4 separate regions of the Mus musculus genome follow, and regions 1, 2 and 4 are each linked to region 3. The links are chromatin loops, found by intact Hi-C in ENCODE. Cell type or tissue: heart. All regions are shown on one strand. Region 1 overlaps Gm37323 (a long non-coding RNA gene). Region 2 has its middle 13 kb from the start of Gm22307. Region 3 has its middle 45 kb from the start of Gm37323. Region 4 has its middle 18 kb from the start of Mrpl15.

What was found. A loop is a pair of places that touch in the nucleus more often than their neighbours do. Peaks named below come from ENCODE experiments on the same cell type or tissue, not always from the same donor. Only the 100,000 strongest peaks of a DNase experiment are listed, where the experiment ranks them.
Region 1: a loop joins it to region 3, with 1.9 times the contacts of the local background. A loop is called at or near these places in 4 of 42 quality-filtered maps.
Region 2: a loop joins it to region 3, with 7 times the contacts of the local background. A loop is called at or near these places in 8 of 42 quality-filtered maps.
Region 4: it touches region 3 in a loop (10-fold over the local background); 2 of 42 quality-filtered maps call a loop at or near these places.

What each region holds. Positions count from the first base shown.
Region 1 is chr1:4,567,486-4,575,485 of GRCm38, reverse strand. All of the region lies in intron 2 of Gm37323 (a long non-coding RNA gene), which reads left to right. Among named protein-coding and RNA genes, the nearest start is that of Gm39586, 24 kb to the left of the region's middle. In heart, a CTCF peak has its summit at 3,750; a DNase peak (open chromatin) is centred at 3,705; H3K4me3 peaks cover 1,135 bases; H3K27ac peaks cover 1,078 bases; H3K27me3 peaks cover 788 bases.
Region 2 is chr1:4,512,463-4,520,462 of GRCm38, reverse strand. No RefSeq gene overlaps it. Among named protein-coding and RNA genes, the nearest start is that of Gm22307, 13 kb to the left of the region's middle. In heart, CTCF peaks have their summits at 3,528 and 3,727 (motif pointing left); no DNase peak of the experiment used is centred here.
Region 3 is chr1:4,650,399-4,658,398 of GRCm38, reverse strand. No RefSeq gene overlaps it. Among named protein-coding and RNA genes, the nearest start is that of Gm37323, 45 kb to the right of the region's middle. In heart, no CTCF peak of the experiment used is centred here; a DNase peak (open chromatin) is centred at 4,238.
Region 4 is chr1:4,763,371-4,771,370 of GRCm38, reverse strand. It overlaps the pseudogene Gm6123. Among named protein-coding and RNA genes, the nearest start is that of Mrpl15, 18 kb to the left of the region's middle. In heart, CTCF peaks have their summits at 1,309 (motif pointing left) and 2,813 (motif pointing right); no DNase peak of the experiment used is centred here.

The DNA.
Region 1 (8,000 bases), 83 kb after region 3:
GTTCACCCACCCTGTGCTTCCCTTCTGCCCAGACAAATAACCAATTCTCTGCACATCCAGGACACAAATGCCAACATTCAGCTAAGTCATTCTGGGGTCAGAGCAAAGGGACAATCAATAGCAAAGAGTAGGAGGGTGGGGATAAACTCCAAGTTTATTCCAATAGGTGCTGAAATGTCATTGTCTGATTACCCTGAACCCTCCAGAAACTCAGGCTGGGGAACAGGAGTGGTCTCATGGATGAATTTACAGTTCTGAATCTTTCTTGTCAGCATCAGGCCTACATGACTGAGAAGCAGATGGTGGAAGGAAAGAAGCAAGGGAGGAAAAGTGAGGTGGAAAGAAGCTCCTGCAGTGAGTGCTGGCTGAGAGCAGACAGCTTCTCCCCTGACGGTTCTGGGCCTTGGTGAGAGCTGCTCACCAGCTCCAAAGGGCATCATGGGAATGGCAAGGGGCTATGAAGAGACCAAAATTCAATGTAATTTTACTAGTGGGCATATACATTCTATATTCTGTATTCTGAATTCTATTCCATATTCTACAGTCTATATTCTATATTCTATACTCAAAATTCTACATTCTATATTCTATTTTCTATATTCTGTTTTTTATTTTCTATATTCTATATGTTATAGTCTACATTCTATATATTGTATTACATTCTACATTGTAAATACTATGTTCTATATTCTATTCTATATTCTATATTCTATGTTCTATGCTCTATGTTCTATGCTCTGTATTCTATATTCTCTTCTATATTCTATATTCTGTATGCTATATTTTATATAATAATCACATGTTATCTTATATCATACAATGTAATGTATATTATATATTAATGTTAATATATAATGTATTAAATTAGTTTAAAATATATTTAACGAAACATTTCTTGTAATAACTGTCTAGGAGTTGGTTAGAGTCCAGAGCTGGAGAAGATGTGTGCACATAGCGATCATGAAAGACTGGTATTTTGATCCCATTTAATAAAAGCAGAAATCAAAGTCAGCAAGGGTCAGGACCCTCATGTCAGGTATCTTTCAATGCTCTGATCTCTGCTCCTCCTCACACTTGCCACACAAAAAGCAACTTGTGTGCTTCAAGGAGTAAATGCAGGCTTGGGAACTAGAAGCCACCACAGGCAGGTGGGCAGGGAGAAGGCCCGGCCTGAGAAAGTTGACAAGGAAGTTCCTACTCCCTGGCCCTGGGAGCACATTCCACATCCATTGTTCTGCCTTTATTACACAGCTCACTGTCTATCATAAATGGAAGTGAAATTGGTCTGGAGTGGCTTCCTTTTCCCACAGTCTTCTTGGCTGTGGACTGATGGATGACTTTTAACTACAATATCCTTACAGATATGAAAATTAAGCTGATCTGTCTACTTACCGTTCAAAACTGGTGTTTTAAATTTCTATTCTAAGTTGAGAGATAAAAGATTTGTCATTGTAGACCACTAGGACTTTCTTGCTACATCATCATCAGAGAAATGATACATTCATTTCCCTGGGTCATTCTGCCATGATGTAGGCAGAGGACATCATAGTCTCTGTACTTCAGGAACGCATTTCTGTCTTCCTAGCTAGAAGCTTTTCATTAACTAATCCCAGCTCACTGTATATATGTATATATGTGTATATATATATATATATATATATATATATATATATATATATTCATTGGCACACACAGCGATTGTGTGTGTTTATGGGACTCAGTATTCTCAGTATTAACATTTCAATAGCTGCATACAACCTTCAGTCATCTAGTCAGGGTGACTGGCATACTCACTACTGTGACATTTGCCATTTCTTTGTGTTGAGACCACTCAAAATTCTGTCTTCCTATATTTCACAGTCTATGAAGTAGGGTCTGGGGGAGCTGGCTGAGAGCAGACTATTTTAGGCTGCCCTTCCTTTGCTGCAGTTTTCCTGGGCTTCTAGAATTCCCAGTTCTTTCCCCTTGTTGCCATCTGCACCTGCTGAATAATATATCAACTTTTCTTAAAAAGGAAAATTATTACATAGAGATCATATGCTATTTCATGTGTTGTCTTTATATCTGTAGAACCAGCATGGTGGCTTGTTGATCCTGGGCAGCCTGGTGATACTTTGTATCTGTCATGGCTTTCTGTTAGTGTTCTTTCTGAGACCTTTGATTTCCTTGCATCTTTCTTGTTAGACTCATTCCCTAGGATTTTTTCCATAGGCCCTTTCTGCTAATACTTAAAACATGTTGGTATTGCTTTTTGGACGTTCATTTTAATTATATTTATTTTCCTCATCAAACCTTGAATAAGTACCTTTACCCAATGGATATTTTCCTGTTGTAGAGGAACTGCTTTTAGAAACATCTCAGTAACTCAAAAGGTACCTACTCTGCCCTTTATAGATGAGAAAACTGGATAATGGCTTAGTGGTACAGTGTTTGCTTAGTGTTTCCAAGGCCCTGGGTTCAATCTCCAGCATTTTGAATATAAGGTAATAGACTTTTAGATACCTTTTTTTTTCTATTTGTAAAATTATAACAAACAAAATTAAAACAGGGTACTGGAGAGATGGCTCAGAGGTTAAAAGAACTGGCTGCTCTTCCAAAGGACTCTGGGTTCAATTCCCAGAACCCACATGGCAACTCACAACTGTCTGTAACTCTAGCTCCAGAGGATCCAACACCCTCACACAGACAAAGCAGGCAAAACACCAATGCATATAAAATAGAAATAAATTATTTTAAAAAGAAAGAAACCTGAGGCAGTAAAGTAATTATTTTACCTCCTATATCATGAAATCATTTACTGGCTTCTGAAAGAACCATTTGCTCCTTTTCACTCTGAGGAACTTTCTGAAGGGAAGGAACTTTCTGGTACTCCATCTTATTGGGAATGTTCTACTAGGAGCAGAATTCTTACATTGCTTGTCCATCTGTTGAAGGTTTTAGGAGGAAACTGTCGACATAAATCTGACTTCTGTAGATTTGAGTTATAATCTGGACACGACTAGAAAGGAAATCTTAATAAATATATTAAGTTTTATTTTATATATATGTGAGTGTTTTATTGTGGAAATGTCACCAAGCATTTTGATCCCATTTTCCCAGAGAAACTTGACAGCCTGAAGAATAGGGAAGCGGGAGGAGGGGAGAACAAAAATCAAAGCCCCAGCCTTGAACTCCTTTGTGTTTAGAACAATGTCTAGTTGAAATCAAACAATATTGCTGCTAAATATGTCTAGAATCGTCCTTGGTGAGGGCTCCCGTCATACTTGATGGAAGGCTGCACAGAAGAGGCAGGTGTTGGCAAAGGTGATGAGAGAGCCCAGCGTTGCAGTGCGGGCAGCAGGGCTCAGCAAGATACTGTATCTTTGCAATAACTCTGTCATCGCTCCTGCAGGCCTGCAGCTTTAAAATTCCGCGCCAGCGCTCAGTGAGCTGAGAACAAAAGCCCGGCCAGGCCGGGTGGGCGCAGCTCGTAAAAGAGAAGTCACGAAGTCTGGTGCTGTGGCCAGGTTTCCTGCGGAGGACTAGGCGTGGCCGCGCCTCCGGGAGGGGACAGGAGAGGACGGGAGGGGACGGGAGGGGACGGGAGGGGACGCGCGCCTCCCGGCAGGCTGCATTACTGACTGGCTCGCAGCCAGGGAGCCCGACGCCAGCGCGGCCCGGCGGTGGGAGCGGTCGCCGCGCCGGGACACAATGGCATTATCTCGGGCCAGCCGCGGCTGCAGAAACGCGCGCTTCCTGTCCTTGCCCCGCGGCACAAACTGTCCGCCAGGCGCTCGCCGCCCCGCAGGGCAGAGACGGCTTGTAGCACCTTTTCCCTGGGAACTGCAGACGCTGCAGCGCAGCGGCCCATTGTGCTCACCCCACCCCGGGAAGGAGCACAGTCCCACTCGCTTGTAGAGCTCCCTCGCTCCCAGAGCAGCTGGCGAAGCTTCCTATGGAGAGCTGACTCAAGGGGTTTTAAATACTTAGATACCTTCCTCAGCCTAAGCATCTTGCGTTCTTTTTCCCACTCATAAGGGTTTGTTTGTTTCGGGCAAGGTCTTTCTGTGTTGCTCAAACTGGTCTGGCACTTGTGATCATCTAGCCTGGGCCTTGCTTCTGCAGGAAAAGTGGGCAATGTGACTCACAACACTTACTGTTGGTGCCTAGTGGTCAGCTTTTAGGGTATTTAATTTACAGTGCTTGAGGTGGATCCCAGGGCCTTGCGCCTTCTAGCTCTCCATCACTCCTGGCCACTGACCTTTAGTATATTTGAGTTATTTTCAAATTTATGGAACTGTAAAGCAAAGGTATGGATTAAACTATAAACTTTTAAAAAGCCATTAAGTCCTCTTAGTAGCATTGTGTCAAGGGAAAAAAAAAAAAAACCCAAGAGACTAAGGTGGATTTTTTCTTAATATTAAAAATTATTTGATGTTCTCGGGCTTGGCATATTTTAATTAGGTTATGAGCATTTAGCAGTAACCTTTGCTAGAAAGTTTTGAACTTTGAGCTGCCTGTTCTCAGAAGTCAACAGTTTAATCCAACTGTTACCAGAAAAGCTCTCAAACTTCTGCTTCTGGATCTGCAAGTTATTGGCAGGCTGATGTTGACCGGAACCAGAACTTGGAAGAAGATGATGTTCACTGAAAGAAGTTTGGGACCCTTGGCTGGAGGATGAAACGGAACCCTGTAGGCTGAGATATTTGCTTTGTGCTTCTTGGGATTCCTCTCGGTGCAGTGCAAACCTGATTTTAGATAGAACTGAGGATAACAACTTCTCCCAATACATGGCCTTGACAGTGGTGACACTAGCTGATGGATGCATAGATGACTATGAGGCCTTCCTGGGCAAATGGCAGACCTCAGCTAAAAAACAAACTCAGAGATCCACCTGCCTCTACCCAAGTGCTGGAATGAAAGATACGTGCCGCCACCACCTGGGTATTATTTGTCTAAATCCTCATGTGAACACATTTTAAGTTTTGGACACATACACACACATTCACACACATACAGAGGGTTGACTTATGGGTTACATGGTATTTAATTTTTGAGAACTGTTTTCCAAACAAACAACCTCATTTTCAAGTCTCATTTGGATTTATCAACACCCTCACTAGAATTTTTTTTTTTTGCCAGTCATTTTTATTACATTAGGCTCTTGATTTGTTTCTATAACCTGTTTGCAGAATATTTAGCTTCTGAAGTTCCTGTTTCTAGTCTCTGTCCCTGGCGTTCACAAGGTACTAATAACCCAATTCCTCCAACACATTCTCTTACATCCCACACAATTCCTTGAAGATCACACTTGCAGAATGGGAAAAAGCATTTGAAAACAAATTCATTCAAACAGGAGGTGATATCCAGAACACAAAAGAACTGAAGAAAGCAACAGCGAAGAGAACTAATAATAAGAAAATTAAGGATTAAAGTGGGCAACAAATGATGAAGAAATATATGAGAAATGCCCAATTCACTAATCAAGGGGATGCATATCCAAACTCACAATAGAGACCATCTCTACTAGATCTGTATTAGAACTAAACTAAAAAGCCAAAAAGAAATGTTTGCTGGTGAGGATGAAGAACTCCTACTTTCCTGGTGTAAGTTACTGTAGTCACTAAGGAAAATAGTACAGAAAGTATTCAAAAACAAACAAACAATACCAGAAAACAAACAACAACACAAACACCCCAAACTAAAATTGACGCACTATATGATCCACCAATGCCACACCATTGTGAAATCCTTAAAGATATGAAATCAACATATCAAAGATCTAGCTTGCAATATACATGGGCTAGAGCAGAAGTTTGTTTGATATGCTATATGAAATACTATTTATAATAGAAAGATGTGCCACTTACTTTTTATGTAGTACTTGGTACCGAACCAAGGGCCCTGTGCTTGCTAAGCACATACTAGGTGTATGGCCAAGATACAGAACCCATTGAATTGTCTGTAGATGGATTTTTTAATATATTTTTATTAGGTATTTTCCTCATTTACATTTCCAATGCTATCCCAAAAGTCCCCCATACCCCCCACACACTCCCCTACCCACCCACTCCCACTTTTTGGCCCTGGCGTTCCCCTGTACTGGGGCATGTAAAGTTTGCATGTCCAATGGGCCTCTCTTTTCAGTGATGGCCAACTAGGCCATCTTTTGATCTGTAGATGGATTTTTAAAATGTAGTATTGCAGAGTGGAATAATTTCAGCCCACAAAGAGTTACTATGTCATTTGTCGCTAACATGGATAAGAGTGATAATGTTAAGCAAAACAAGCCAGACATAGATGCTACATTTAATTTGTTTTCTCCCCCTTTCCCCTCTTCCCTTTTGCTCTGGCCCCACTCGCTCTGGCCCGCTACGTTTTACTTATCTGGGAAATATAAAAACATTGAACTCATAGAACAAGTGAGCAGAATATTAGTTACCAGGGGCCAGTGAGGGAATGAGGGAGAAGGTGCTTAATGGGTACAATGTCAGCCACAGCCCAAGAGGAGGCAATGCTCATGCTATTTTACGCGGGACTTATCACCGTTGGGAACATGGTGTCACTTTATGTCCACAAAGCCTGCAGGAAAGATTCCAAATGTTCTTATCACAAAAAACATGCTAAATGTTTGAGAGACATGTAAGTAACTAAAGAGGTGATTATAATGTAATGTGTTAGTGCACTAAAACATTGCCTATAAAATGCTCTATTATCTACTTAATAAAATTATTTTTGAAAAAGTAATGCTTTCTGTACTATATGATAATGGATATATAGTGATATAAAGCTTACAGAATTTCTCTTTTATGACAAATAGAAATTAAGACCACTGAAATGTTTTTGCCTGACATTTTTAGCAGAATTGAATTATCAAATTGCCTGCTCTTTAGAATCTCATTAGAACTATAAAATGAACCTAGCTAGGTGTGGAGGTGCACACTTTAATTCCAGCACTAAGGGGACAGAGGAAGGCACACTGGTGTAAATTAAAAACCAGCCCGAGTTTCAGGACAGTTAGAACTATGTAGACAGACTCTGTCTCAAAACACAAAAGAAAACAAGATTACACTTAACCTAATATTTTCTGGTGTGTAAGAAAGAACTTTCAGTGAATAAAGAGGTTTTTGTTTCTCTGAGTAGAATTTAATTCATTAGAAAACTACAAGGTTTAAACTTGAATTACGAAGTCTTGGAAATTTGAAATGATATTGGGGTGGGACTTAATATGAGCTTTAGTATGTATAGTTTAAGAACAATGCATTAAAAGGTTGTTATAAAGAATTTGGGAATAAACATCAGGCAATAAAAACTGAGAGGCTAAGTAAAGCGATTCGCTAGGGCATCTTGCTTTAGAAGCACCACCTAGGGATAATGCTTTCCTAGGCTCAGCCACCATGAAGCCACTTAACTCCATGGCTTCCATAGTGGACTATATACCCTCAAATCATTAGCTAAAATAAAACCTTCCTCCAGGTCCTTGCTAGTCTTCTAGAGGACCAGAGTTTGGTTTCAAGAACCCGAGTCAGGCAGTTCACAACTGCCTGTAGTTCCAGTTTCAGGAGATCTGACCTCTTGACCTCTGCAGATCCCACTCTAGGCATAGACTCACACAGACACAGGTACACATAAATAAAAATAAGTCTTACAGAGAGCTCCCCACTTAAGTTGCTTTATCAGATATTTGGTCATAGTGCTAATAGTGCTTCACTACTCTCATAGAGGACCCACGTTCTGTTCCTAGCATGTACATGTTGGCTCACAAGAACTCCAGTTCTGGGGGGATCCAGCACCTTCTTCTAACCTCCATGGCACCAGGAATGCACATGTGCATAGAAATATGCAGACAAAACACACACACACTGTTGGGAGCCGCCCCCACATTCGCCGTCACAAGATGGCGCTGACATCCTGTGTTCTAAGTGGTAAACAAATAATCTGCGCATGTGCCAAGGGTATTTTACGACTACTTGTACTCTGCCTTTCCCGTGAACGTCAGCTCGGCCATGGGCTGCAGCCAA
Region 2 (8,000 bases), 140 kb after region 3:
CAGTTCACAGAGGACTGAATTCTGAGGAATATAACTAGCTAGTGGGAGAAATGCACAAGTCCACTATTCCTTCTCTACAATTCTAGGACCTAAAACCATAGGGAAAACTCAGCCTAACCATATTTGTGGCTACTCAGAATCTGTTATTCTAACCTAGACATTGCTTTTTCAAAAGTCAATGTGCTATGGCTCCCACAGTATCTCGATCCTCCTGGAGTAACAAGCTTGGACCTTTGTTCATCTGCCTGAGCCTATTGACCTGCACTCCAGGGTCACCCGCTGGTGGAGGTTCCTGTCCCTAAACATCAGTAGCTTTTTTGACTGGCAGGAGGTGACAGCTGTGCCCTTTCCCTCAGCCAGCCTCATACCTCTTGGGCTAAGTCCTGCTAAATGCATAAGCACATATCAAGACAATGAAAAGTCATACTTTCTATTCCTCCTTGCTATGAAAAGCCTTCTTCTCTGAACGCTAACGAGCATTCATATAACAGTCTACTTCAGATGTGAGGACCATATGGGCTGAATGAACCCTCTGGTAGGTTCATGATATCTCAAGTAGAATTCTAAAACAAACAACAAACCAGTCCTGAAAAGCACAACAATTTTACAACCTATCAGACAGGGATACAATGAACGTTAAGGTCTCTTTTCCATTTTGTTTACTTTCAAGAGTGAAAAGATTCCCATTTATGCTCACATTTCAATGTCTGCCTGCAGGGTAGTGTACCAGACCTCTCTAAGATATGAATGTGCAGTTCATTGTTTTTGTGATAGGCCCCAAAGGCTTTGAAATAAGATTTTGGATCTTGAATTGGCCAGTTGTGTTGGCACGTGGCTGCACTCTGGGGCCTGAGACAAGAGGATCTCAGGCTTGAAAGCCAGCCTTGGCTGCACAGCAAGACCTGTCTCCAAGCAGTAACACAGTAACACAAAGCTCTTGTGACTTGTTTATGCATGTGCCAGAGGAACACTCATTAGGGCATAGAGAGCATGCCTTTCACAAACAAAACCATTGTTCCTGGAAGCTGGAGATGGAGTTCAGTTGTTAAGTGTTGCTGTATACTCACAGCCCTGGGTTTAATCCTCACTACTTCAAAACCAGGCCCAGTGGTTCATGCTGTAATCAGGGTGTGGAGGCTGAAGGATCAGCAGTTCAAAGTCAACTTGGGCCAGTTGAGATCAAGACATGCCTACGATACAAGTGTCAAAAAACAAAACAAAACAAAAATATTCAGGGAATAGAAATGAAGCTCACTTGCCTAATGTGTGAGAGGTCCTGGGTACTCATCCCCACAATATTGGAACAGAGTTATTCAACATACTTCATTGTAAGTAGTAAGTTATCTTGTATACATATTATTGATACAGCCATTTGAAAAGCCATTTGAAAAGTGAAGTTCCTGATGCCTGATGCCTGGGAATGCTAGGTAACCATCCTTCCTTTTCATTATCTCTTCTTGAGTGTTAAAGTGGTTTAGCTGGGGCCATTGTGTATAAACACAAAGCTAAGAAAGCCATGCAAGCAGTATTGTTACCAAGACAATATCTATGTTGATTTTTAACCCATATCCATAAACTACAAAATTAGAAAACAAATCCACACATATTCCAAGAACATATTTGAGTTTTCCAAAGTTCTATGTACTCTGCTTTAGAGCCCATGAGGAAGTTCTGTTGCTGTGTGAAATCCAAAAGGAGACTCGAGACCAATGCCAATCAATGCCTGTGTCTTAAGTTCCTCAAGCAGATACGCTTGGTCTCACCACAGTTCTGAGCACAGTGAGGTAAGAGTCAAACTACACTTCTCATCCAATGAATGCTCAGTAAGTTGCTAAATATGACTGCAAGTAAATGCAGGGGACATTTTAAAGCAAGTTAGCTCATGTATTTGCCAGGAATTGAGTTAATCTGAAACATGAAACCTGTACTTTGCTGATTGGCGGGGGCGATTTCTGAAGATAAGTTCTTTATTGGACTTATGCAAAACGTTTTTTCTCATCACATGCACTTTTTTCCTGTTTAGGGATGTTAACTGCTAGTGCACTTTCCGTCACAGGGTGATCTCCCTGATATTGTTTCAAAGGCAGGGAAGTGGTGGTGCTTGTGGAGAAACTGCACTTAGCTGGACAGGAGAGGACAGCAGTATCGATCTGACACGATCTGTCACAGCAGACACTGCAAGGTGGGTGAAGAAAGTTGTCTTTGCTTTGAAAAACCTGCAAGCTTTAGTCCTGCAATGTACATTCACAAAACTGCATGTAGGAAAAAGGCGAGGTTTCATGAACTGCTGTGTTCAATGTTGTGCTCGGTGCACTAGGACATTTCTCATCTGATCCTAAGTTTATTCAAAGCTATAAAGAGTTGAAGGCACACATGAGATGCATTGGGAAACACAGGGTCATTGGCTTTACAGCTTAACAGACTCAAACTGCTCACCCTGGGAACACTGTGGAAGACAACTGAATTAGGCTATGTTTAATGAAATTCCCGTAGAAAACTTAAGTCTCTCTGCAACAACATCATTGAGGAGTGAGCGCTCAGTGCTCTGTGCAGAGTCAGTAAGAGGTTTTCTAGATATTGCCAGTGCCCAGAAAGAGCATCCCTTCATCCTGGTGGTTCTCATTGTACATGCTAACATTCACCATCCACCATTTTAAATACATGCTACTAAAGACAAAAATTAAGGATTTCCATATAGCATGAAACAATTTCAGTTTGAACTAATATGAAAAATTATATTATTACAAGTTCTAATTTTGTCTTCCAAGTTCCATTTACATCTTTGCTTATACCAAATAACAGCATGATGTTTATTTGCCTAACTGCCATCTTCTGTAGTATGAGACCACAAATAAAAATGAAGCAGAGTCATTATGTTCAGTCTATGGTATTACTCTAACATGTAGTGTGTGTTGCAAAAGTACATCAATTTTGGAATTATTCAAGTTCTCAATGTAAAAATCAGTAGTGTACACACACACACACACACACACACACACTTCATTTGTATAACTTAAATTCCCAGACAGCAAGACTGATTGACACCCATTACAGCAATGTAGGAGATGCACACAAGTTACTGAATTCTGTCTCATTATTAATCCTTTATGTTTTGTTGGCAACAACCTGGCTGGAGCCAGTAGACCCTTCACTTCTGAAATTCCATCTGTTTTCTTGCAAAAATTAAAGAAAATATTAAATAATCCTCTACTTTTCTCAGATATTTATTTATTTATTTATTTATTTATTTATTTATTTATTTATTTATTGTGGTTTTTCGAGACAGGGTTTCTCTGTATAACCCTGACTGCCCTGGAACTCTCTTTGTAGACCAGGCTGGCCTCGAATTCAGAAATCTGCCTGCCTCTGTGCGCCACCACGCCCGGCTTCTCAGATATTTTTTAAAGGTAGATCCAAGAGTGGGAGGTGATGGCATCAGTGATCCCTAGAGACAACATAGACAGGACCAAGGCTCCTCTCTTGAATGTTTGGACAACTCAAATCTGTAATCAGGTCCCTGTTTCAGCCAGCTGAACTGTCTTTGAGGACTACGGGTTTGAATCTAACTGCATTGGGAGAAGGAAAACGGAGCCATCTTATCCTGCTCATCTGTGTCTTTCCTGAAGGTGGTTTGTCTTTTCAGTGGGAGAATTTTTATAGGTTATTAATCTTAGGACATTGTAAAAACAAATGTAATACTGACTTAATGGCTAGCGCCACCTATTGGCAACTCAGATGCACAAGTGATTTTTCACAATTCTTTCCTTTTTCTATGAGCATTGGTGCTTTATGAAAGCCACTCCAGTTGAATGTTGGTAATGATCATGATTAATAAAGATTCTTCTAAGTTACAGCTTCTGTAAGCTAGTGTCCATGTGCAGTGGCAGTCTACAATTTGATTTGTAAAATGGAAAAATAGAAAAACTATAAAGCTTAAGAAAAGACTCACAATACCACATGGTTTTGCTTGTTTTTTATTTATTTTATTTTTTTTATTTTTCTTTACTGTTTATGTTGAGTATGTACGGTCACCTCTAAAACAAATCTTCTGCAACAGCATTTTGATTTTTCTTTTTCTGACACTTAATAGTTTGAAATAATAAAGGAATTTAAATCCCAATACTTATCTCTATTAGGGATTAGAGGGCCACAGGAGATACTCAAACAACTGTATTTCCACATGTGAAGTAATAAAGTCAGACTCCTATCTGAACCATAATGATATTTAGCTCAGTGGAGTTTATTCATACAAAGGAATATTATTCATCCTATAAAGAAGAGAGGGGAGGAACTAGGAGATTCTGTCAAATGGGCAGAGAATGAAGGTTGGGGAAGCTGGGACAGGAGCTCAGCAATGGGAGCCCATTTAATGTAGTCTAACCTACTCTTTACATGTTAGCTAGCTGGGCATGTGGTGCTCACCTTTAATCCCAGAGCTGGAACCTGGCCTGGTCTACATAGTGAGTTTCAGAACAGTGAGAGCTATGTGAGAACCTCATTTCAAACAAACAAACAAACAAACAAACAAACAAACAAACCAAATACAGGCATAAACAAAACAAGCATCAATGAGTACCAGTAAGGAAATGGAGACCCCAAACTGAAATGTACAGCTAGTACATTTATAACGGTGAAGCTGCTTTGAAAAGCAGCCCAAATGCTGCTCAGGTGTTACAGTCATCATATGGCTGGTGTTTCTATCCTAAGGAGCTTCAAAGTGTAAATCTGCACAGGAAAACACTTTGTGCATAAATGTCTATAATAGCATCATTTATAATAACCCCAAATAGATGCAATTGAGCTGCTTACTGAATAACATATCCATTGATGAGTGGCAAATAAAGTGTACCATATTCATATAAAGGAAGGTTATTGAACTATTGACAAAAATGAAGTGTTGTTCTATGTTAACAACATATATCAGTCTTGAAAACACTATATTGAGAGAATGCAGCCACACACACACACACACACACACACACACACACACACACACACACACAAACCCAGGTATTTCTTTATGTGAAGTGTTGAAACTGGAGGACAGAAGTTAGTGTAACATTTTTAGCTTAACATTTTAGTCTAGGGTAAACAAGAGGGGCTATAAGTTTCTTTGACAAGTGATGAAATATTTTAACACTTATGGTGGTTATATATGTACATATGTGGGTATAACAGAAATCACTGAACTGCACACTTTAAAATGAATTCAATAATATGTGAAGATGGCTCAGTACTTAAAAACACTTTCTGCTCTTACAGGGGACCCAGGTTCAATTTTTAGCACCCACATGGCAGTTCATAACCATCTGTAACTCTAGTTCCTGGGCATCTGATGGCACCATGCACTTACATGGTGCACAGACATACAGGCAGGCAAAACACAAGATAGCTGTAGAACTGTGAAGAAGCAGGCAGATCTCTGAGTTCATGGCCAGCCTGGTCTACAGGGTGAGTTCCAAGCCAGCCAGGGCTAAGCATAGAAACCTTGTCTTGAAAAACCAAAAGCATAGCATAACAAAATCAACCAACCAACCAAACAAAAAAGCCCAAACAAATCAAATAAAAACAAAAGTAAAAACCAACAAAAAGGGCATATAATATGTACACTTTACTTCATAAAGGAAGAAGCAAGCAAATTATCCCAAAGTCATATAAGCTAGCGAGCTACAGATGTAAGACAGACCTAGGAAGGCAGGGGGACCCATTTTTGATATTCCAAACAGCATCCCCAGTGGTCTTGGGTAGAATTTGGTTGACTAAAAACCTCCAAAGTGCATGGTATGAGTCACCTTTAGAAAAACCTCTAATTTTAGATTATAATATAAATAGAATAATCTAGAGAAAAGGAAAAGAGCCATATGAGGGAGGGGCTACTCTCCTTGACTCCAGCTCTGCTCCACTTACCACACAGATGTGAGGTTTAGCACTCAGTCTTTAAAAAGCACCTCAGTGTGCATATGCAAGGCAGGGAGTTGTGTCTGTATTTGTGGGCCTGTTTTCCCATTGCTTGTTGGACACTTGCTCTCTATTAACTATTTTCCTGGAGTTGTGATTCCTTAGAACAACTTTAGAAGATGGCTTTCTCCCCTCCTCCCATGCCTTTATTTCTGGCCCTGGAAATTGGCCAGCAGAATTATTTGTGGTTCCTAGTTGATAACACACCTTAATAGTAGTCAGAAGTTCTTTCCTTTGTTTCCAGTTTTCAACACTGTGGTAGTTAAAGATTGGCTCCTATTAGAAAACTCTCCAAGCCTAATGTGCTATGCCTTCATACATACATGATTAACCAGCACGACGCGTACAGCAGAGAAGCCAGGTGAGAGATTTATTGATTCTGGCTGAGCGAATAAAAAAGCAACCTTGAACACTTTGTGAAGTCCATAATGGGCTCCACAAATCAGCTCTGGAGCTAACTTAGCATGTCCACTTTGCCGGGCAAGGAGCCTATGTTTGATCTGACTCAATAAAGCAGCTCAAACTGACTACATTCTACAATTCAATGTTCTCTCTCTCTCTCTCTCTCTCTCTCTCTCTCTTCCTCTCTCTCTCTCCCCCTCTCTCTCCCTCTCTGTCTCTCTCTCTCTTGAGTTAAATCATATTATATCAAGTAGAAATAATATTTGTTAGAGTATAATTTTAATAGGTATATTGTTAGAATACTTTCTACTGACTAAGACTTTGAAATAAATTCATAGGATAAATAATTGCTTTAAAGTTCAGAACCTTCTCAAGGCAAAGTTCAATGATCTGGCAATTCTAGAAAATTCTATGATTTTAACTTCAAATTAGACTACAAAGAAGAACATGTCAGTAATTAATGAGCTGATATTATACCACAGATATTTGTTTGTGGGCATGCTATCCATCTGACTCAAATAGGTTATCAAAAAAAAAATCAGGAGGCAGTCTCTTCCAAAACTAGATATAATGTTTCTTCAAAAGTCTAAATCACACCAGAATAGAAGACAAGAACTGTTAAACCATCTTCTACTAACTAACTTTTTGAATTCAGAAAAAGAAATACAGAATGTAATAATTGCACATACGTTTACAACAGTAAAAATTACTTACAGCCCAAATGTTTGTAATGATCTGTTTGTTGGTTTGAGAGCTGTAAAAAGAGGTCTAACTCTCTTTCGATTTTAGTTCTCATTAATTGTGGTTTTCTGATTACAGAAGCAATTCTACAGCCTAGTTAAAGAGGCGAAATCCTCATATATTATTTTATTTTAGAGAAATAAATTAAAGTGGAGAAATATAGACCATTCAATTGGCTGTCAAGAAAACTAGTAGTACACACCTTTAGTTCCAGCACTCAGGAGGCTGAAGCAGATGAATCTCTGAATTTGAGGCTAGCCTGATCTACAGAACAAGTTTCAGGATAGCCAGGGTTACATAGAGAAGCTCTGTCATGAAAGACAGAAAAACAAATTGTGGAGAGAAATAAAGACAGGAAGGAAGGAAGGAAAGAAGGAAGGAAGGAAGGAAGGAAGGAAGGAAGGAAGGAAAAGAAATGGAGGGAGAGAGGGAATAAGAAAAGGAAGAAGAAAAGAAGAAAGGGAAGGAGGAAGGAAGGAAGGAAGGAAGGAAGGAAGGAAGGAAGGAAGGAAGGAAGGAAGGAAGGAAGGAAGAAATCTGATTATTTGAGACAACTAAATTATTTTCCCCTAGACCAAAGTAAAAATGACCAAATTTTGCAAAATGTACACCCATTCAACAACCAAAATGAGTGCAACTCTTCGTTCTGACTCTGTCATATTCTGTCACCTATTTGGATATGGATTCTGTCACCTATTTGGATATGGAGGAGAAGGAGGAGAACCACTTCCAGATTTCAAAACGAATGATAAGGTTTATCACTTCATGTTACAGGGAGTCTTATTTTCATTTCTGACAACTGTTTCCAAATAGAAAATTTACCACCACTAACTTTAGGAAAACCCTTCCTTTTGAGACAGGAAGGAAAGTTAGATGATTATGAGCAGCTGACAAACCTT
Region 3 (8,000 bases):
AAAGAAAGAAATTAAAGACTTTTTAGAGTTTAATGAAAATGAAGCCACAACATACCCAAACTTATGGGATGCAATGAAGGCAGTCCTAAGAGGAAAACTTATAGCCCTGAGTGCCTCCAAAAGGGTACTGGAGAGAGCTTACACTTGCAGCTTGACAGCACACCTGAAAGCTCTAGGGCAAAAAGAAGCAAATACACCCAAGAGGAGTAGATGACAGGAAATAATTAACCTAAGGGCTGAAATCAACCAAAAAGAAACAAAAAGAACTATACAAGGGATCAACCAAACCAGGAGCTTGTTCTTTAAGAAAATCAACAAGATAGATAAACCCTTAGCCAGATTAGCCAGAGGCACAGAGACTGTATCCAAATTAATAAAATAAGAAGTGAAAAGGGAGACACAACAATGAAATATATCTTAAAATAACTACTCTGCCTGTTGAATATTAGCAGTTGAAAATATTAAAGTCATTTTCTAGAAACATCATGGAAATATTATTGATAATTTTTCTCAGCATGCTTGAAATTAGGATTTTCTTAATGTTTAACTTCAAAGAGTTTTTGCTATTTTGAAATTTTTAGAATATACTTACTGATAAAATAATTTCTCTCCTAGAAACACTGATAATTTTGTTTAAGTAAACTGATTGTTAGACAATGTACACAGATTTATAATGTGTTTTAAATACTCTCTCAATATGTCAGGTGATATCTATCATGTAAGGGCTTTTGAATATATTTCTTAATGATTAATTTTTAATATTTTATCCTCTTAATTCCCAAAGAATATTTTTTATGTTTTGAAACAATTTAGCATTCAACATTAGATATAGGATCCTCAGTTATGGATAGTATTAAATGTTCATTAATGATATTTTTAGGGTATGAAAGGATATGAATATAAAAGTTGAACAAATTTTTATGTATTATTTGATTCTCAAAACACTCAATATTATTATTACTATGTTTGATTATAAAATGCATTTAATTAATAAAAATTTAAGAGAAAAAAGCAGTTTCCAACGTGATTGATACCTGACATCAATCAAGACAAAAATTAAAATTATTCTCTCATGCTCTCCTAATAAATTTACATTCTTACATGTAAATTAAAATGAAAAATATCTACTGTTGGAAAGGTACACTTTAAAGTAAGTCAGATGTGTGTAAGCACAGCACAGCCAAACAGCGAAGTGAATGGCTGTTAATATGTTCAGTAAAGAACCAATGACTTGGGACTCCTTATCCACAGGATAAACGGAGGCGACCTGAATAATAGCAGCTCCAAGCCCTAGACTGTGCCCCGCCTCCCTGCCCCTGTGTAGGCTTACAAGATCCAGGGACAGAGGCAGCCCTGGATCCCGGCACAGAGAAAATACTGTCACTCTCCAGAGCAGGACAAAGGAACTCTGATGTTTGTACAGTAGATCCAAAATGTAGCTTTTGTTTAAAACTTTTAAAATGGAAACTAACAGCTAATCTTAATTTTATGAAACTAATTGTTCCTGCTGATGAGTTGATAGTAATGGTTAATGTGTGGGTCAAACCCTGAGCCATCTGTCATCCCACCTACCATTGCCATTTGAGTTTGTACTTCCATAACCACTTATGACATGAGCACATTTCCAGATGCCTGTTTTCTGACATTTAATTTGTTAATGCCCATTCAATATGTTGCTCATTTTCTATCATTGATGTTTGTGGTTTTGTTTGAAATTCTTAACATTATTCACCTGGATTCTTCATGTTTGCATATATATGTTACAAGAAGCTTTTAATCTCTGACTTGTATTTTTCATTAATTTAGTATTTTATTTTATTTATTTATGTGTGCATGTGTGTGTTTGTGTGTTGAGGTGGAGGTGGGGGGAAGGGCATGTGCACCTGAGTACAGTGCCCATAGAGGCCAAAAAAGAGTGTTGAATCCTAGAGCTGCAGTTAGAGGCAGTTGTAAGTTTCCCAAAGTGAGTCCTCTGCAAGGGCAGCTGATGCTCTAACTATTGAGCCATCTTTCCAGTGGTTAGAAAACCAACTTCCTTCCACTGTGTGATCCAGGAATCCAATTTAAGTCATAAAGCAAGAGATTTTACCAGCTGAGCCACCCTGCTAGCTATAGCTCTTTTTATTAATGTAGAAGAATGCAGTAGATTCTTTTCTGCTGACCTTACCCACCAGTCAAACTCATTTTTATCTAAATTTATTTGTTTATTTGTTTGTTTTTGAGACAGGGTTTCTCTGTGCGGCCCTGGCTATCCTGAAACTTACTCTGCAGACCAGGCTGGCCTTAAACTCAGAGATCTGCTTGTCTTTGCTTCTCTACCTCTGGGATTAAAGGCATGTGCCACCACCACCTGGATTATTTTATTTTTATTTTTTGCAAAACCTTGCATTATAAAAAATTCAAACACATGAAACAAATACTGTGTCAGGTAACACAAACCTGTATCCAATGTCAACAGTCATTAAGCCATTTTTAAATCAATTTTATTTACTTAAACTTTTCTTGTCTCATTCTAAAACATACAAAAATATTTTTGAGGGAACGTACATCCCTAATATCTGAGTATTTTATCTGTATTCATGCCAATATGAACTAAATTTACTAATTCTGAAAGAGTATCTTCAGTTTCCTTTGGATTTAAAAACAATTCTGAACATAATGCTTGCATTTCTTACTCTGCAGTGAAGACGGCTTTCACGGGCCTCCCTTTCCCCTGCTTTGCTGCTCATTTGCAGACCTGTGGAGGATTGTCTAGATCTTCCCATTGATATGGGAAGATGCATCTAGATTCTATCTATTGATTTGAGAAGATGCACCTTAACTGTACAAGGGAGCCTTTCCTGAACAAGGGATACTGTATACAATGAAGAAAGCCAGCTGAGCAGAATGCACACACACACATTCCTTCCTCTCAGCTTCTTGACTATGGTTGCAAGGAGACTAGCTGTCTTGAGCTCCCACTTTTATGACTTCCCTGCAATGTTGGACTATAACCAAGAATTGTGAGCTGAAATAATTCTTCCTCCCTGAAGCTGCTTTTAACAGAGTATTTTATTAGAGCAGCAGGAAAAGTAATTAAGACAAGAGCTAAAAAACAAAAAGAGGGAACTGTAGAGTTAGGTAGTGGTGGCAATGAGTGTGATCTGTTGCTTTGTCATTTTAGATCCAACATCATATACCAGTTGAGCATCCTTAATATGAAAATCCTAAGGTCCACATACTCTAACAACAGAAGTGAATGCCAATATGGCATCTCAGATAGAAGGTGTCATACCAAGTATTCAAAAGTATTATTCAAAATACTTTTAAAGATTTGTTTCATTGTAGCAGTTTGAATAAGAATGGACCCTACAGGTTTATAGATTTGACTACTTAGGGAGTGGTACCATTTCAAAGGACTAGGAAGCGTGTCCTTGTTGGAGGAAGTGTGTCACTGGGGTGAGCTTTGGGGTTTCAAAGAGCCCATCCCAAGCCCATAGTCTCTTTTCCTGCTGCCTGCAGATTTGGATATAGGACTCTCAGCCTCAATGTCTGCCTGTATTCTGTCATGCTGTTCTCCACGATGACAATGGATTAAACCTCTGAAACTCTAAACAAGTCCCAAGTAAATGCTCTCCTTTATACGATATGCCACAGTCATGGTGTCTTTTTCAGCAATAAGGTACTGGCTAAGACATTTATTATAAAGTAATGTGCATGAAACAGAAATGAATTTTGTGTTTAGACCTTGTTCCTATCCCAGAGGAGAAACCTCATTATGTATATACAGATAGTCCAGGGTTTCAAACCAACCAACCAACAATTGCCCCTCAAAACCCCTCAAAATCCAAAACACTTCTTGTCCCAGGCATTATAGGCAAGGTGTGTTCAGGCTGTATTTATGCTTCTGCAGAATGGGCTTGGTGCCTTTTGGAGATAAGGTGGGGTTTACAAAGAGCTCTGGCCTCCACACGTCATTAAGAAGGACAGTCACATTGCTGTACACACTATTGATGCAGGCCTCCAGGCCTGGGAGATGAAGACCCTTTTCTTCAGCAGGGGCTGGCCTGGTGTGGGGACAGCAGCCGGCTTTTTTGGTATCAGCCTTCCACACGGGCTGTTATTTTTCCTGTCATGTTTGTTGGGGTCCAGCTCAAGTTTGTTTTTCTTGCAGAAAAGCAGGAAGGCCAACTTGGAACACACACAGCTCACATGTCATGGTCGATGATTTGGCCCAGTGCTTGGCATTGGCTCCCTGACAGTTAAAAGACTAGGGTGGACCAGCCATAGCAGCCAGCACGGAGGAACAAGGAAAGGGAGCAAAGAGGCGAGATCCTTATCTGCAGGGCCCGACCCAGCCTGCCATTCTTCCCCCGTGCAGTCCTCTCTCAGGGGACTTCTGGCTGCCACTTACACAAGCTCCTGCCTGCCCAAAGACCCCCACTGCCCAGGGGCCACCCCTGCCTTCTGTCCACCTCTTCCTCTCACTGAATGTGTGAGGAAACATCCCACCCTATGGAGGGAAAAGTCTGGGTCAGCAGGCATCGATGCCTCCGCCTGTGGGAGCAAAGGCAGGAAGAGGACGAAAAAAGCACTTCCCAGTTTGAACCCAAGACTGTGATTCAGTTTGTTTGTTGAAAGGCTTCATTTTTGTTTTTGTTTTTGTTTTCTCACCAGTCATGACATTCGGTGCACTGTGGTGCAGAAAATGATGAGCTTCTAGTTTTATAGAGTCACAGGTGCCATCGTCAAGACTGACTGAAACACAGCCCCAAACTTTGTGAAGAACAATTAATCATAGAGAGCCTTTTTTGGGTTAATTTGAAAAGAAAAACAATATCCAGTTTCGTTGTGGTTCGTGTCTGTAAAGTTAGCATATGGGAGACTGGGGCAGGAGGATCTTGAAAGATTTTTTGATTTCTCACGAAACCCTCCCTCATTTGATTGATGTTTGGGGATTGAATAAATTTTTTTCACGGCAATTTCTCTTTGTGTATTACTTTCTTCCTAACTGTGCAATAGGGAAGAAACTTTATTGGAGACTTTCAGTTCCACCCACCTTCTCCGCCTGTAATTCCAGCATTTCGACGGCAGAAGGGTCAGAAGCGCAGACGGCAGAAGGGTCAGAAACGCAGGCTGTTTTTGACTTTACAATGTGCTTGCGACTTAACTGGGTTACATGAGATTTTGCCGTAAAAAATGAAAAAGGGACTGGAGAGATGGCTCAGAGGTTAAGAGCACTGGCTGTTCTTCTAGAGGTCCTGAGTTCAATTCCTAGCAGCCACATGGTGGCTCATAACTATCTATACTGGGATCTCTTAGCATGCAGGCAGAATACTGTTTACGTAATAAATAAATTGAAAGAAAGAAAATGAGCTATATGCACCACAGAGTAGGTGTTTTTTATTTTTTTAAAAACTATTTTAATTGTTGCAAAATGTATGTACTTTAAAATGTTCGATTTTAATAATTTAAAACAGTCTAGTTGTGCTACTTAAGTTTGGTTTTGTTTTCTGTGATAATGATCATGACCAAATGCAACTTGAGGAAGAAGGGGCACTCTCAGGTGCATACTCTGTCAGGGAGGGAAATCAAGGCAGGAACTCAGCTAAGAGCTAGGAGGCAGGAACTGAAGCAGAGACCACTGAGGTTGCTTACTGCTTACTGTCTTGTTCCCCATTGCTTGCCCAGCTTGCTTTCTTATACAACCCAGGACCACCTGCCAAGGACTGGCCCCTCCTACAATGAGCTGGGCCCTCTTATATTAATCACCAATCAAAAAAGTACCCTGAAGGCTTGCCCACTGGCTATAGTAGAAATATTTTTTTCAGCTGTGGTTCTCTTCTCAAATGAATCTAGCTTGTGTAAAGTTGACAAAAATCTAACCAGGACGATTGACCCCTTATCAACTAGACACACAAATATACTGTTAGACCATAACCTTTCCTTCTTTGTTCATCTCCAGTAGCTTATATAAATATTAATGTCACAAAGTAAAACATTCCATTTTTAACAGTCCCAAAATCTTTAAAAATTCAAACACTTAAAAGGACCAGGTTTTAATATATACAAAGAGCTCAAGAAGCTAGACTCCAGAAATTCAAATATCCCCATTAAAAATGGGGTACAGAGCTAAACAAAGAATTCTCAAGTGAGGAATACAGAAGGGCTGAGAAGCACCTGAAAAAATGTTCAACATCCTTAATTATTAGGGAAATGCAAGTCAAAACAACCCTGAGATTCCACCTCACACCAGTCAGAATGGCTAAGATCAAAAACTCAGGTGACAGCAGATGCTGGCGAGGATGTGGAGAAAGAGGAACACTACTCCATTGCTGGTGGTATTGCAAGCTTTTACAACCACTCTGGAAATCAGTCTGGCAGTTCCTCAGAAAACTGGACATAGTACTACTGGAAGATCCAGCAATACCTCTCCTGGCATATACCCAGAAGATGTTCCAACTGGTAATAAGGACACATGCTCCATTATGTTCATAGCAGCCTTATTTATAATAGCCAGAAGCTGGAAAGAACGCAAATGTCCCTCAACTGAGGAATGGATACAGAAAATGTGGTACATTTACACAATGGAGTACTACTCAGATATTAAAGACAATTAATTTATGAAATTCTTGGGCAAATGGATGTATCTGGAGGATATCATACTTAACGAGGTAAACCAATCACAGAAGAAGTCATTTGATATGCACTCACTGATAAGTGGATATTAGCCCAGAGACTTAGAATACCCAAGATACCATTTGCAAAACACAAGAAAATCAAGAAGAAGGAAGACCAAAGTGTGCATAATACATTCCTCCTAGAATAGGGAACAAAACACCCATGGAAGGTGTTACAGAGGCAAAGTTTGGAGCTAAGACGAAAGGATGGACCATCCAGAGACTACCCCACTCGGGGATCCATCCCATAATCAGCCACCAAACCCAGACACTATTGCATATGCCAGCAATGTTTTAATGAAGGGACCCTGGTATACCTGTCTTGTATAAGGCTATGCCAGTGCCTGGCAAATACAGAAGTGAATGCTCACAGTCATCTATAGGATGGAACACAGGGCTCCCAATGGAGGAGCTAGAGAAAGGACCCAAGGAGCTGAAGGGGTCTGCAACCCTATAGGTGGAACAACAATATGACCTAACCAGTACCCCCATAGCTTGTGTCTCTAGCTGCATATGTAGCAGAAGATGGCCTAGTCGGCCATCACTGGGAAGAGAAGCCCCTTGGTCTTGCAAACTTTATATGCCCCAGTACAGGGGAATGCCAGGACCAAGAAGTGGGAGTTGGTGGGTAGGTGAGCAGGGCAGGGGGAGGGTATAGGGAACTTTCAGGATAGCATTTGAAATGTAAATAAAGAAAATATCTAATAAAAAAAAAAACTTAGAAAAAAAAAGGCTTTGAAAATATCCCAAGCCTCCTTAAGAGACTCAAGCCTCTGTAAAATATCCAAACTCTCTATAAAACTCCAAAGTGTCCTCTTAACTATGGGCCCTGTGAAATCAAGAAGTAAGTTGCACGTCTTTTCTCAAAAAGAGTCAGGGCTTAGACATTATTAGATGGAAGCAAAACTCAAGTTTAACAGTTTTAAAAAAAAGTCCTTCACTGTTTAAGATGACTTCCTGTTATGTGTATGTGCACAAAAGAGAAATGAATTTTGTGCTTAACATCTTGGACTCATTCACTGTTTTCTGGACCCCAAAAGACTCCATTTCTTCAGCTTTGCCATTGGCAGGCAGCACACAGCTTGTCTCAAAGGCTAGTTCCACACTGCACGTGTTGCTGTCCTTGGAGGTTGTCCATTTGTCCATGGTACTGCCTGCTCCAAAATATTGGGGTCTCCACAGTAACTGTGCTGCACTCAATCAGTAGCTTCATCTTGGGCTTTCTTCAAGAACTCTGACCCTGTCAAATTGGGTCAGGTATTCTGTCCATGACCCCTTCAATCCTGGGGTTTCTACTTGCAACTGAGGTCACAACTTCACAAATGGCCTTTCATGGCCTCT
Region 4 (8,000 bases), 110 kb before region 3:
GTCGATGATCCTCTTGTCACCGTATTTCTTCCACAGGCCTCTGCTAACCTTGTATGCACCGTCATACTGGGCAACTTCTTCCCCAAGCAGAAAAACTTTTTCATCTCTTTCTAGTTCTTCATCCGTACCTTGATTATTAGCTTCACGAACTGTCAACTGCACCGCTGCGGGCGCCGAGCGGTGAAAACGCCTGGAAACCTGCCGCAAGGGTCCCCGCACCAGACCAGCCACCACCGCCATCTTGCCCGTGTCCTCTACTAGCTGCCCGAAAACTAATTTTAAATAATGGATTTTATATTTCTAAGCTGGCAACTATACATACACACACACACACACACACACACACACACACACACACACACACACAGACAGACACACAGAGGAACTTAAAAGGGTTGTCAAGGGATTTTGTTTAAGGCCAGGGTTAGGGCTGCTGAAGGATACGTAACAGGACTGTGTAGTCATCCTGTTGGCTTGATGCTCTTGCTTCCACATCCTGGCAAAGTTAAAGTACAGACTGGATTCAGAAGTGATTATACTTCAAGATTAGAATGAGAAAGCCAGGGAGCTATGCATGTGTTCTTCTCGGAAGGAAAATCCACCCTGAATCCAAAAGTCCAATGTAGAATGTGGCTGGTTTGCTGAGGAGAGGAACCCAGGCAGGACTGGTGTTGGCGAGTTGGCCCAGTCAGCTCTTTGCATCTGTTTATAGGGTTTTCTGCATCTTCCAAGCCCCCATTCAGAATGCAGATTGAAGCTTCAACCCAGCCAGCCCAGCCAGCCCAGCCTGTCCAGTGAGCTATGACCCATGGCAGTGGTGGAGACCTTAGTTCTAGTGTCACACTGGTTAGAATGTTCAAGGACATAAGTGATTCTAATGGCGGTTCCTCACTGCTTGTCATTTGTACATTTGTGTCATTGTCCTCGCCCCCAACCTCCCTTGCCATGGCCTGTGAGCCAACTGCTGAGACAAGCTGTTACACTCTGAGCCTTTCTGGGCAGGGTCGGAATCTCACTGTGCTAGTTTTGTAGAACTTGACTGTCACAAATTTCTGGGCTCTTGAGTGGGCTGTCTCCTTTTCCTCTCGTTTGTTGGTGGGCTTGTGGCTACCTGCATGGAGTAGCTACTGAGAATGAAACGTTGCCTTCTGCTTAGACAAACTCTGGCAAGCGGCCAGCAGGAGTTACCTTTGAAATACTTTCAAGTGAAAAGTTCTAAAAGAAGTAACGTTTGAGATGCTCAAAGGTGAAGAATTGGAGTCTCCCAAAAACGAAATCGGCATTTCAAATTGGCAAGACTGCCCCCTGGTGGCCAAATGCAAGCATTGGGAAATTCCAGGTTTGATTAATAATATTAAGTATTCATGAGTTTCTACAATCGACAGTTCTCAAGGGCACACACACAGGCACAATGCTAGACACATTGAAATTAGAAAGGCAGTTGCCTCAGAGGTTCAGACACTAGGATAACCAAACCACTGAAATACAATGGACAGAATCTGAAGTAAGTTTCAAAGGGATTGATTAGAACCTAGGTCTGGTGGAACAAACCCAAGTTCTGTAATAGATGGTGACCACAAAAACAAAAAAAACAAACAAACAAACAAAAAAAACAAAAAACAAAAAAACAAAAAAACAAAAAAAAACCGAAGGAAAGACAGCCAAATCTCAAGTTGTAGCAGCTGCTTTCACACCGAATTTCTTCAATCCCCCCAAAACTTTGTTTCAGATGTTGATCTCAAGTTTCCTAGGGGGATATTATGGTATCCTAACTGTGTTAAGGATACACAGCTGACAAGCTCTTACTTTTTGGTATATTATACACAGAGTGAAGTTGCTGAGAGTGTACAGTCACAAGCCAGTGTTGAACATGGGAGCAAAGTGGATTAAGGAAGGAGTTTTGAAGGGCTTGGTCCTTGGTGCATAAACCAAGTTAGCCAGGAATTCTTGTGAGCTTCAGTTATCTTGCCAGCAAAATTGTGTGGATAACAGTACTTCTTATGGTTGATGGCCAGCACGGAAGAAGGGATATATGGACCGATGTGCTAGTGAAAGGGATCGCCATTAAGCACAGGATTTTTTTTTTTTTTTTTTAGAAAAATACTACATACTCTAAGTTAGACTTGAACTTGATTCTGTTTCTAGAGGGCTAGGATTGCAAACATGCGTCACTAAGCCTGGTTGACATTCATCCTTGAACTATACAGGGTCGATGGCATGGCTCAGTGCCTAAAGCTCTTTTCCAGGCAAGCCTATTGATCTGAGTTCACTTCCTGGAACCCATGGCGAAGGTGGAAGCAGAGGCCAACTCCACATGGCCTCCACGTGTGTACCAAGGCAATTCTCCAACATCATGGCCACACATAATAACACATTAAAAAAGAGTTAAAGGGAGATATTCTGGGAAGAAAGCCTTCCTCCTTTAGGTAGCCGAATTGCAGCGGAGATAATGCTCTGGCTACTGGAGTCTCCCTGGGAACTAATAGAGCTGGAGGTGAGCTGCAGCACCCACTTGGCTGTTTTCATTTCTGGATAGTTCAGTGAACTCTCCAGACCAAAAGAGTCTTTATAATTTGATTTATGCCAGCCACTAAGAGGCAAAATAGAATTCAGAAATTTTACCTGAGAGTAAAAACAGCCCTGAGAGGCTGTTTCAAAAGTAGGGCAGGAATCTTGGCATGGTGTCTCTCTCCTTTAATCACAACATTTGGGAAGCACAGGCAACTGGTTCTCTAATTTCAGGGTCAGCGTGGTCTTTGTAAGTGAAATGGGACACGAAATCAAGTTAACATTTCTGCAGTGCCGTGTGTGACCACTAGGTGACACTGTTTCCTAAAATTTCTTAGGCTGTTTCCACTGCTGTAATTTTTGTTTTTGTTTTTGTTTTTTGAGACAAGATTTCTTATTGTAACAGGACTGTCTTGGAACTCACTCTGTTGACCACGCTGGCCTTGAACTCAGGAATCTGCCTGCCTCTGCCTCCTAACTGCTGGGATCAAAGTTGCATACTACCACACCCAGCCTGTAATTTTTTTTTTTTTTTGTAAATAACCTTCTTAAATTGACAAATCATTTTGCTTTTTAAAGAAGGAGATTAGAAGATTAAAAATGTGACATATAATATGTAAATTCTGCTCTATACAATATTATGGAGAAAAAGGTTTTAAAATATCACCATTAAAATAAAAAAAAAATTAAAACAAACAACACAAAACAAACAAAAGCCCAGAAACAATAGATTACAAGTTCAGGTAAATATTTGGAAATAATATCGCTCACTTTATATCATCGGTCAGGATGAAGCCACAATAAGAATTAGTAAGTCGTACTGAAGAATACTTGCTTTAAACTGTGTGTGTGACTGACTTCAGGAAACACACTCATTAAAGAGATGTGAAAAATACAAGAAAGATGGCATCATTTTTTAATGATATAAATAAACTGCGGAACCTTTAGCCTATTAAACATCATCAAAGACATCCAGTCAAGGTCACTGATAAAAATGAACTTCCTGCTTCTTTCCTTTAGAATAAACAGATCTATAAATTGAGACTTGAGGCCTACAGCTACAGGGAGCGCCCAGCAATAGCCACAACATGACAGCAGCAGTGGCAAGCACCTCCAGTCTTGCTCCTGTGCCTCGGGCCAAGCACAGATGTCCTGGCTCCTCACCCTCTTGTAAGCTTGCAGAAATGAGATGGCAGATACTCAGCCGCTCCAGGTTTTAATGGCTGTTTTCTGAACTTGGGTCAAGCACAGATGTCCTTATTTCTACCACCCAGCTGATCAGCCTGTTGATACATCTTGTGGTTTTAAGGCTTACTATCTTCAGGAGTGGACTTGTGGGAAGCATGGCGACCGTGTGCACGAGCACCAGAGGAAGCAGAACTAGGATGCGCTGTCAGGGCTGGGCTAAAGAGGCACTTAGAAACTGTTATAGGCCGGGCAGTGGTGGCGCACGCCTTTAATCCCAGCACTTGTGAGGCAGAGGCAGGCGGATTTCTGAGTTCGAGGCCAGCCTGGTCTACAGAGTGAGTTCCAGGACAGCCAGGGCTATACAGAGAAACCCTGTCTCGAAAAAACAAAACAAAACAAAATAACAACAACAAAAAGGAAACTGTTATAGATCCAGATGTGGATTCCTAGAAGGAACAGCTCCCACAGCAGCTGTGTAGCCCAGGCTCGTTCTGAGGACTTCATTGATCTGTTGCAAAACAAATGTTCTACTTTCAAAAACTAGAAGAAAAAAAGTGAGAGAAATATCAAACTTTATCAAATGTGGATGGAAGGTGAGGAGAACCGCAGTGTTTGGGTTAAAAACATCGGATTCAAGAAGGCATCCAAAACAGTATGTAAAGGTTACAGTCTGGCGACAGCTCTCAACAGTAGCGTGGCCTGCTGCTGCCTGCTGCTGCCGTCTGCTGCCTTGTGTAGGATGGGGAGAGCGTGTTCTGCTCTTTGTTCTACTTCCCGTTCAGGGGAGGAACTCTTTCCCACCTCCTGCCTGGCTCTCTCAGGGTGAGAAACATATAGTAGTATCAAGATCATAATTAGAACGCAGTGTCCCAAATCCTATTATAACACAAAAGAAAACCAACAGGGCTGTTTCTGGCTCCTCAGTACAGTGTGTAATAACCACACTAGCTTGTTAGAGGCGGGGAAAGTGAAGAAAGACAAAGGTTATTCAGCCGTTCTCACTGAACCGTAAGGAATGTGTCCTGTGTGTGGTAACTTGCTGAGTAGCTCTGGGTCTCAGCTCTGTGTCACTGGACATCATGGACACTCACCAAGAGATCTCACTATCAAGAGCAGGTCTTACAGCTCTTTTTTTTTTTTTTTTTTTTTTTGGTTTTTCGAGACAGGGTTTCTCTGTGTAGCCCTGGTTGTCCTGGAACTCACTTTGTAGACCAGGCTGGCCTCGAACTCAGAAATCTGCCTGCCTCTGCCTCCCGAGTGCTGGGATTAAAGGCGTGCGCCACCATGCCCGGCTGATCTTATAGCTCTTACGCAGAGCCAATGCAAGGTCCAATGCAAGGTCCACTCTTCTTGGCCTTCCCAAGATAATTTTGTGAGTGAACTCACAGATCAACCCACTCTACAAAACTAAGCATCAAAGCCTCAATATTTTAAAGTACTCAACTCCTACAGGCAAAAACCAAAAATAAGCTGGAGAGATGGCTCTGTGATTAAGAGCACTTACTGCTCTTCCAGAGGTCCTCAGTTCAATGCCCAGCATATCAGGTGGCTCAGAACCCCCTGTCACTCCCTCTCAAGACGATGTGCCACCCACTTGTGGCCTCATAGGCACTGATTACACACGCACACTCACATGCTTGCACATACATTTCAGAGAAAGCTGGGAGTGGCTGTACATGTTTAATCCAGCACTAGCACTCGGGAGGCAGAGGGAGGTCCATCTCTGTGAGTTTGAGACAACCTGGTCTACATAGTGAGATCTGGGAAAGCCAGAGCTGCATAGTGCAACTGTCTCAAAAAGTTTTTTTTCTTTTCTTTTCTTTTCTTTTCTTTTCTTTTCTTTTCTTTTCTTTTCTTTTCTTTCCTTTCCTTTCCTTTCCTTTCCTTTCCTTTCCTTTCCTTTCCTTTCCTTTTCTTTCTCTTTTTCCTTCTCTTCTCTTCTCTTCTCTTCTCTTCTCTTCTCTTCTCTTCTCTTCTCTTCTCTTCTCCTCTCCTCTCCTCTCCTCTCCTCCCCTCCCCTCCCCTCCCCTCCCCTCCCCTCCCCTCCCCTCCCCTCCCCTCCTTTTCTTTTCTTTTCTTTTCTTTTCTTTTCTTTTCTTTTCTTTCTCTTTTTAAAGAAAACCAAAAAAACTTTTTTTAATGACTGCCAATATTCGAGGCCTAGACCTAATTTCATCGTCTGATCTTTAAATGTCCTTGGTCCCACCACAGGCTTCTGGGTGCTGTGTAGAGCACCTGCCCATCACTGACTTTTCCCTGAGGAGATCTTGTAATGAGCTCCAGTTGGGAGATGACCACTTGTCAGGGGTGTGAGGACTTAGCTGTCTTTTTGTTCACATAAGAGGACACCCACAAATATTTGCTCCTTCTGGGTGAAAACAAAACTAGAAAACCCCAAAGGACCATTTGGAATGGGTGTGGCTGTGTTCTCAAGGCTCCTCCCACTGGGAAGGGCATGGCTGTGTTCTCAAGGCTCTTTCTGGGCTGGAGAGGTGGCTCAGCAGGTAAGAGCACTGACTGTTCTTCCAAAGGTCCTGAGTTCAAATCCCAGCAACCACATGGTAGCTCACAACCACCTGTAATGAGATCTGACACCCACTTCTGGTGCGTCAGCTACAGTGTACTTATTTATAATAATAAATAAATCTTTTAAAAAAAGGCTCTTTTCACTGGGAAGGGCATGGCTGTGGTCTCAAGGCTTTTTCCACTACAGGTAGAGTCAAAGACAGCAGCACAGCACACAAAGGCCAGACTTCTAGAAAGTTTGGGAGAAAAATGTAGATTCATTTTTCTTTGGAGGCCTGGTCTTGCTCTGTAACCCTGGCTGGTCTGGAATTGGCTATGTAGACTAGGCTGGGTTCAAACTCACAGAAGCCTGCCTTTGCCTCCTGAGTGCTCGATTAATGACATGTGCCACTTTGTTCTCCATGAGGTCACATCTTTGAAGATGCTTCCCAGTTGTAGAGATGGCCCAGAGAGCAGCATCCTTGCCTGTGGAAACGGGAATGGAAAAGGGATGTGTTGACAGGTAAGTAGGGGGAAGAGGACTGCTGGCTGGAAAAAGATTCTCCTACCTTGTTTCTTTTTCCCAATTCCACTTCTCCTTTTCTTCGAGTCTTGCTATGCTCTCTGGGCTGACAGAAGTCCTTTCACCTTAGCTTCCTAAGTAGCTGAGTTGGTGGGTGTATCACCATGCTCTTAACACACCCCATCCCCTTTTCTCTTCTCCTTTTGTCTCACTCCATGATCTGGAGGGACTAAATATCACTATGTAGACCTGACTGGCCTCAGACCCACAGAAATCCACCTGCCTCCTAAGTGCTGGGATTAAAGACATGTGCCACTACTGCTAGCCATTAATTTACACTTGAAAATAAGTTCAAACATTCTTAGCCATTAAGTCTGGAATATGACACATTCTAAAACCTGAAACTTTCTAAATGTGATACCATTTGGTGGAAAATTCCACACTTAAAAGTTGTTTTATACATAATATCATTTAAAGTATGATATAAATGCAATTACCTTAGATTTATGTGTTTAAGGTAAAAATGTGCTCAGACTTTCATTTCCTCCCTAGGATCTCTCATTAAGTGTTGCAGTATCCCAAAATCGGAAAACATCCTGAAATTCTGAATACTTTTGGTTCCAATCATGTCATATAAGGAACACTCGACCTGTTTTCTCTCATTTATATCTATGAAAGTGTGATATGATATATCTATATCTAAATTAAGCCTAATTAAAATGTTACCCAGTCTTAGTTATGCAGACTGGTTATCCTAGCTCCTTGAGAGGCTGACGCAGGAGAAATGAGAACTCAAGGCCAGCCTAGGAAGCTTTTTTGTTGTGGAGTTGGAGTGGGGGCTTGGGGGAGGGGAAGGGGAGCTTTGAGACAGGGTTTCTCTGTGTAGCCCTGGCTGCTCTGTAGACCAGGCTGTCCCTTGAACTCAAAGATCTGCCTGACTCTGCCTCCCACGTGCCGGGATTAAAAGTGTGCAGCAGCATTGTCCAAAGCTTGGGAAACTGACTGAGACTCCACTTCATAATAAAGAGTAAAAGGGAATGTGTAGTTCCGTGGTAGAGCTCTTTCCCAGCAGGCACAAGGTCACGTGCTCAATTCTGAGAACCAGTCCTAGAGCATGGAGAGATTTTAATGATATACAAAACAAAAATTGGAAGCAAGTGGTCATTGCCACAGTAGTCACAGTATCAATTGGCAGTGTCTTTTTCATGGGTTTCCCGGCATGAACATAAGCTAAAACTGACTGTGTATTACTTATTTTCTTGTATTTAATCACGAC